Linked DNA regions of Homo sapiens: region 2 is linked to region 1. Evidence: read pairs that join two places in POLR2A ChIA-PET (ENCODE). Cell type or tissue: endothelial cell of umbilical vein. All regions are shown on one strand. Links, peaks and the distances in the headings refer to the core of each region. The heading gives the core; the rest is flanking DNA.

Region 1 (2,925 bases), core at 90-2,589:
CTAATTGAATTATTGTTATTGTTGTTTTATACTGTCAGATTTTGAAAGTTGTTTTGGTGACATCCAAATTTATCTTTTTTTCATGAATTTTGCTTTTTGTTGTTATGCCTAAGAACTCTCCACTATGCTGTATGTTTCAAGGTTTCTCTCCTATATTTTTTGCTAGAAGAGTTATAGTTTTACCCTTTAAATTTAAATCTGCGATCCATTGTGAGTTAATTTTTATTTGTTACCTGGGGTACAAGGTGACATTTCAATATCTGTATACAATGTACAATGATAAAACCAAGGTTTTTTTTTTTTTAGCATATCCATCACCTTGAACATTTAGCATTTCTTTGTGTTGGAAACATTCAAAATACCCTCTTTTGGTTATTTGAAAATATAGCATAAATTATTATTAACTACAGTTACCTTACAGGGCTAAAGAACACTAGAACTTATTCCTTCTCTCTAGCTATAATTTTGCATGCATTAGTCAAATTCTCCCTCCTCCACCACCCCCACTTCCCAGCCTCTAGTTATCACCACTCTATTTTCTACTTCTATGAGATCAACTTACTTCACTTCCACATATTAGTGAAAACATGTGGTATCCATCTTTCTGTGCCTGGCTTATTTCACTTAACATGTCCTCCAGGCTCATCCACGTTGCTGCAAATAACAGGTTTTATTCTTTTTTATGGCCAAATAGTATTCTATTTTGTATAAAAACCACATTTTTTTCGTTCATTCATCTCTTGATGGACACTTAGGTTGACTCCATATCTTTGCTATTGTCAATAGTGCTGCAATAAACACGGGCGTGCAGATAGCTCCTCAACATGCTGATTTCCTTTCCTTTGGATATATACCCAGTAGTGGGATTGCTGAATCACGTGGTAAGACTTTTTAGTTTTTTCAGGAACCTTCATACTCTTTTCCATAATAGCTATAGTAATTTATATTCTCAACAACAATGTGTGCATTCTCTTTTTTTCTGCATCCTTGCTAACATTTGTTATTTTTCTCTTTTGATAATAGTCATTTTAACTGGGGTGAGATGATGTCTCACTGCAATTTTGATTTGCATTTCCCTGATGATTACTGATATTGAGCATTTTTCATATACCCATTGGTCATTTGCATGTCTTCTTTTGAGAAATGTCTATTCAGAACATTTGCCAATTTTTAAATCATATTATAGTTGACCTTTGAACAGTGTGAGGGTTAGTGACTTCAACCCCCAGCACAATTGAAAATCCATATACAACTTTTGACTCCTCAAAAACTTAATCGCCTACTCTTGACTGGAAGCTTTACCAATGTCATAAGCATTCAGTTAACACTTATTTTGTATGTTATATGTATTATATACTTTATTCTTACAATAAATTAAGTTAGAAAAAGAAAATGCTATTAAGAGAATCATAAGGAAGAGAAAATATATTTGTTATTCATTAAGTAGAAGTGGATCATCATAAAGGTTTTCATCCTTATTGTCTTCATGTTGAGTAGGCGGAGGGGGAAGTAGAGAAGGGAGGGTTGGTCTTGCTGTCTCAGAGGTGGCAGAGGTAGAAGAAAGATTATGTATAGGTGAACCTGTACAGTTCAAACCGCTGTTCAAGGGCCAACTGTATTTTTGTTGTTGTTGGTTTTGGCCACTGAGTTATTTGTATATTCTGGATATTAATCCCTTCTCAGATAAATATTTTCTCCCATTCTGCAGATTGTCTCTTCACTGTGTTGATCAGTTCCTTTGCTGTGCAGAAGATTTTTAGTTTGATATAATCCTCTTTGTTTATTTTTGGTTTTGTTGCCTGTGCATTTGGTTTTGTTGCCTCTGCATTCTTCATAAAAATCTTTGCCCAGACCAGTGTCCAAAAGTGTTTTTCCTATGTTTTTTTCTAGTAGTTTTATAGCTTTGGGTCTTTAATTCATCTTTAGTTTATTTTTGTATACGGTAAGAGATGGGTATCTTAGTTTCATTATTCTGCATATAGGTATCCAGTTTTACCAACATCATTTTTTGAAGAGACCGTCCTTTCCCCAATGAATGTTTCTGGCACCTCTGTCAAAAATCAGTTGGCTGTAAATATGTGAATTTATTTCTGAGTTCTGTATTCTGTTTCATTGTGTTTTTTTTTGTTTGTTTTTTTTTTTAGACAGAATCTTGCTCTGTCACCAGGCTGGAGTGCAGTGGTGCAATCTCGACTCACTGCAACCTGCGCCTCCCAGATTCAAGCAATTCTCCTGCCTTAGCCTCCCAAGTAGCTGTGACTACAGGCATGTACCACCACGCTCAGCTAATTTTTGTATTTTTAGTAGAGATGGGGTTTCACCATGTTGGCCAGGATGGTCTCCATCTCTTGACCTTGTGATCCACCCACCTTGGCCTCCCAAGGTGCTGGGATTACAGGCGTGAGCCACCGCACCTGGCCCCCCCCCCTTTTTTTTTTAATGAGATGGAGTCTCACTGTGTCACCCAGCCGGGAGTGCAATGGAGCGATCTCGGCTCACTGCAACCTCCGCCTCCTGGATTGAAGCGATTCTCCTACCTTAGCCTCCTGAGAAGCTGGGATTACAGGCACCCACCACCATACCTGGCTAATTATTGTATTTTTAGTAGAGACAGGTTTTTATCATATTGGCCAGTCCGGTCTCAAACTCCTGACCTCAGGTGATCCTCCCACCTCGGCCTCCCAAAGTGCTGGGATTATAGGCGTGAGCCACCCCACCCAGCCAGTTTCATTGTTCTATATATTTCTTTTTATGCCAGTGCCATGCTATTTTGGCTACAATAGCTGCAGTAGGAGGTCACATAGTATGATATCTCCAACTTTGTTTTTTTGTTCAGGATTACTTTGGCTACTCAGGGCCTTTTGTAGTTCCACAAGAATTTTAGGACTTTTAAAAATTTCTGTGAAGAATGTCATTGATATTTTG
Region 2 (2,925 bases), core at 144-2,643, 310 kb after region 1:
GAGTAGAACAACTATTACTTTCATAACTAGAAACAACCATTTCTAAGCAGATTTTATTGATGACACGAGGAAAAAAACTTACAAGTTCCAGCTAGAAGCTCAGAAAGTCTGACCTTGAATTTCAATTTAAGTGTGCTAATAAAAAATAAAAATAATAAATTCTCATTGAAGAAGGCAGATAGAAAGTATGCATTGGTGATACAGCTAGGAGTAAACTGTGTTGGCAATAATTGCAGGAATAATATCATCTGATTGAAAAGTTTTTATAAGGCCAGGTACAGGGGCTCAACGCCTGTAATCTCAGCACTTTGAAAGGCCAAGCCAGGAACATCACTTGAGCCCAGGAGTTCGAGATCAGCCTGGGCAGCGCAGCAAGACCTTGTCTCTACAAAAAATTTAAAAGTTTGCCGGGTATGGTAGTCTGTGTCTGTAGTCCTGACTACTTGGGAGGCTGAGGCAGGAGGATCCCTTGAGCCCAGGAGTTGAAAGCTGCAGTGAGCTATGATTATGCCACTACAATCCAGCCTGGGTGACAGAGCAAGATCCTGTCTTTAAACACACACACACACACACGTTTGTATAAGCCATTCCTTAACTATAGATGATCTTTAAATTGAATATATATTTTAATCACCTAATTGAACTGTGATGATGATTTCCTAAAACATTTGGATTTCCATATGCCTCAATGAAAAATTAGGTTTAATAAACTACACTATAGTATAGCACACTATATGTCGCATTTATATATTGATAAACATGATAATTTCCTTTTTATTTGACTTAGATACTAATTAACTTGGAGTAAATGCACCCACCCCAATCATGTGATCAGTCAATAGTTAAATAACTGAGGGAAAAGAAGTACAAATCAGGCAGCTCTACATGCCATGTTTCAAAAGGGAAGGAAACAAAATAGTTAAACTTTGCATGTTTTGGAAATAAACTGTATTTATGAAACAGAGATCTCAAAAAGTAAAAGGAACCCCACTTTATCTGATGAAAGTGCCAGGAATCTGGAGAAAAGAGTTCAATTTCAACTTTCAGTTTGGAGATGCAGAAAGACCCTGAATTTTGGCACAGTAACTGAGAAGCAAGTAGCAGCCACAGAATGACTAAACTGAGTTAGCAGTAAAAAAGTCTTTAAAAATGATGGATTTGATAGATTTAAAACCAAAGCTTTCCTCTTCCTCTTTGTAATTTTCCTTTTTCCCCCCTTTTTTTCTGATTGCAATTTCAATAATAAAGCTCTATTGAATTCCGAATTACTTACATGAGGTCCTTGAAAGCATGACTCCCTCTGCAGATAACCATAGGTTTCCATCCCGAAGCACGAGCTCTGTACCCTAGTGTGGTTTGAAATAATGAGCAGAGCAGCTGTTTTCTTGGTTTAGCTGCCACGGAGCAGTCACCAATAGGCATCTGAATTCCAGACTAAATCGTAAGCCCCACCTCTCTGAAAAGGAAGAAAAAAAATGTGGCTCTGAATTCTTCTCATATTCCTGGACAGTAGCTCGAAAGTAGGTGGTCAGTCAGCGTCTGAGTGTTACTTCCCTGTTTTGGATTTCCCATTCCATCCAATAATTTTACTTTCCACTAGAAAAAGTTTTCTTCTGAGTTTCTTAAAATCTACAAAAGTCTTTTTTGTAGTTCAAAAATCTACAAAAGTCTTTTTTCACATTGTTTTCACACATACGTAATTCTAATTCTAAACTTTTTTTTTCTATTCTTTTCTTTTTTTTTTTTTTTTTTTTTTTTTTTTTTTTGAGATGGAGTCTTGCTCGTGTCTTGCTTTTGGTGCTTAGGGACTCTCACAGCCAGATTGGTAGCAAGGGATACTGACCAATGATCTACTTATCAAACAACTCTCCATTTCACTGGTAAATGCTCATTTGACCACTGGAACAGCCTAGCCTTATCTACCACACAACTTCACATTCCACTCAAGAGAAACTATACTAAAAGGTATCCCCCACAGGCACAGAAATTCTTAGTTAACCATTGTATGTTTATAGATTTTGAAGTCAACCATGGTCTGAAGTCTATTTTATTTTATTTGAAAGAGACTGGGTCTCACTATGTTGCTCAGGCCCATCTCGAACTCCTGGGTTCAAGCAATCCTATCACCTCGGCCTCCCAAAGTGCTGGGAATACAGGTGTGAGCCACCATGCTAAAATAACTCATTTTTTTCTTATATTTTTCTTTATTTTTTTTTCTTCTTGAGACAGTGTCTTGCTCTTGTCGCCCAGGCTGGAGTGCAGTGGCACAATCTCAGCTCACTACAACCTTTGCCTCCAGGGTTCAAGCAATTCTCCAGCCTCAGCCTCCCGAGTAGCTGGGATTACAGGTGTGTGCCACCACGCCCAGCTAGTTTTTGTATTTTTTAGTAGAGACAGGGTTTTGCCATGTTGGCCAGGCTGGTCTTGAACTGTTGACCTCAGGTGATCCACCCGCCTTGGCCTCCCAGAGTGCTGGGATTACAGGCATGAGCCACCACTCCTGGCCCTTATATTTTTCAAATATGTTAAAGGTATACATAACCCTCAACAACATTTTTTGTTAAATCTCTGCTCTTTGCTCTTTCTTCCCATCTGTTTCCTCACATCCAGTCTGCTCTTTTTTCTCTCTTAACTAAAAACTCTGTTAAAAAAAAAAAAAAAAGTTGTCTTCTCCGCTTCCTCCGTCTTTATAGAGAGGCAGGAGAGAACACTTCTAAGTGTGCCAGGGCAGGACCTTCTTTTTTCAGGCAGATAAAGGAGTGGATCCATGGATAGTATTTTTTAGAGGTGGGGTCTTGCTGTATTGTCCAGGCTAGACCTGGACTCAAGTGATCCTCCTGCCTCAGCCTCCCAAGTAGCTGGAACTAAAAGTGTGCACCACTTGGCCAGTTTTCATGGATGATTGTTATGCTTTTTCACTTCCTC

Evidence for each region. Peaks named below come from ENCODE experiments on the same cell type or tissue, not always from the same donor. Only the 100,000 strongest peaks of a DNase experiment are listed, where the experiment ranks them.
Region 2: POLR2A ChIA-PET joins it to region 1 with 14 read pairs; 2 of 35 experiments call an interaction of 5 or more read pairs at or near these places.

The regions. Positions count from the first base shown.
Region 1 is chr9:35,967,466-35,970,390 of GRCh38, forward strand. No RefSeq gene overlaps it. Among named protein-coding and RNA genes, the nearest start is that of OR2S2, 11 kb to the left of the region's middle. In endothelial cell of umbilical vein, for the core only: no CTCF peak of the experiment used is centred there; no DNase peak of the experiment used is centred there; H3K27me3 peaks cover 140 bases.
Region 2 is chr9:36,275,621-36,278,545 of GRCh38, forward strand. The region is part of intron 2 of LOC124902150 (a long non-coding RNA gene); the gene reads left to right. It also overlaps a transcript of GNE not described here. Among named protein-coding and RNA genes, the nearest start is that of GNE, 19 kb to the left of the region's middle. In endothelial cell of umbilical vein, for the core only: no CTCF peak of the experiment used is centred there; a DNase peak (open chromatin) is centred at 1,421; H3K4me3 peaks cover 483 bases.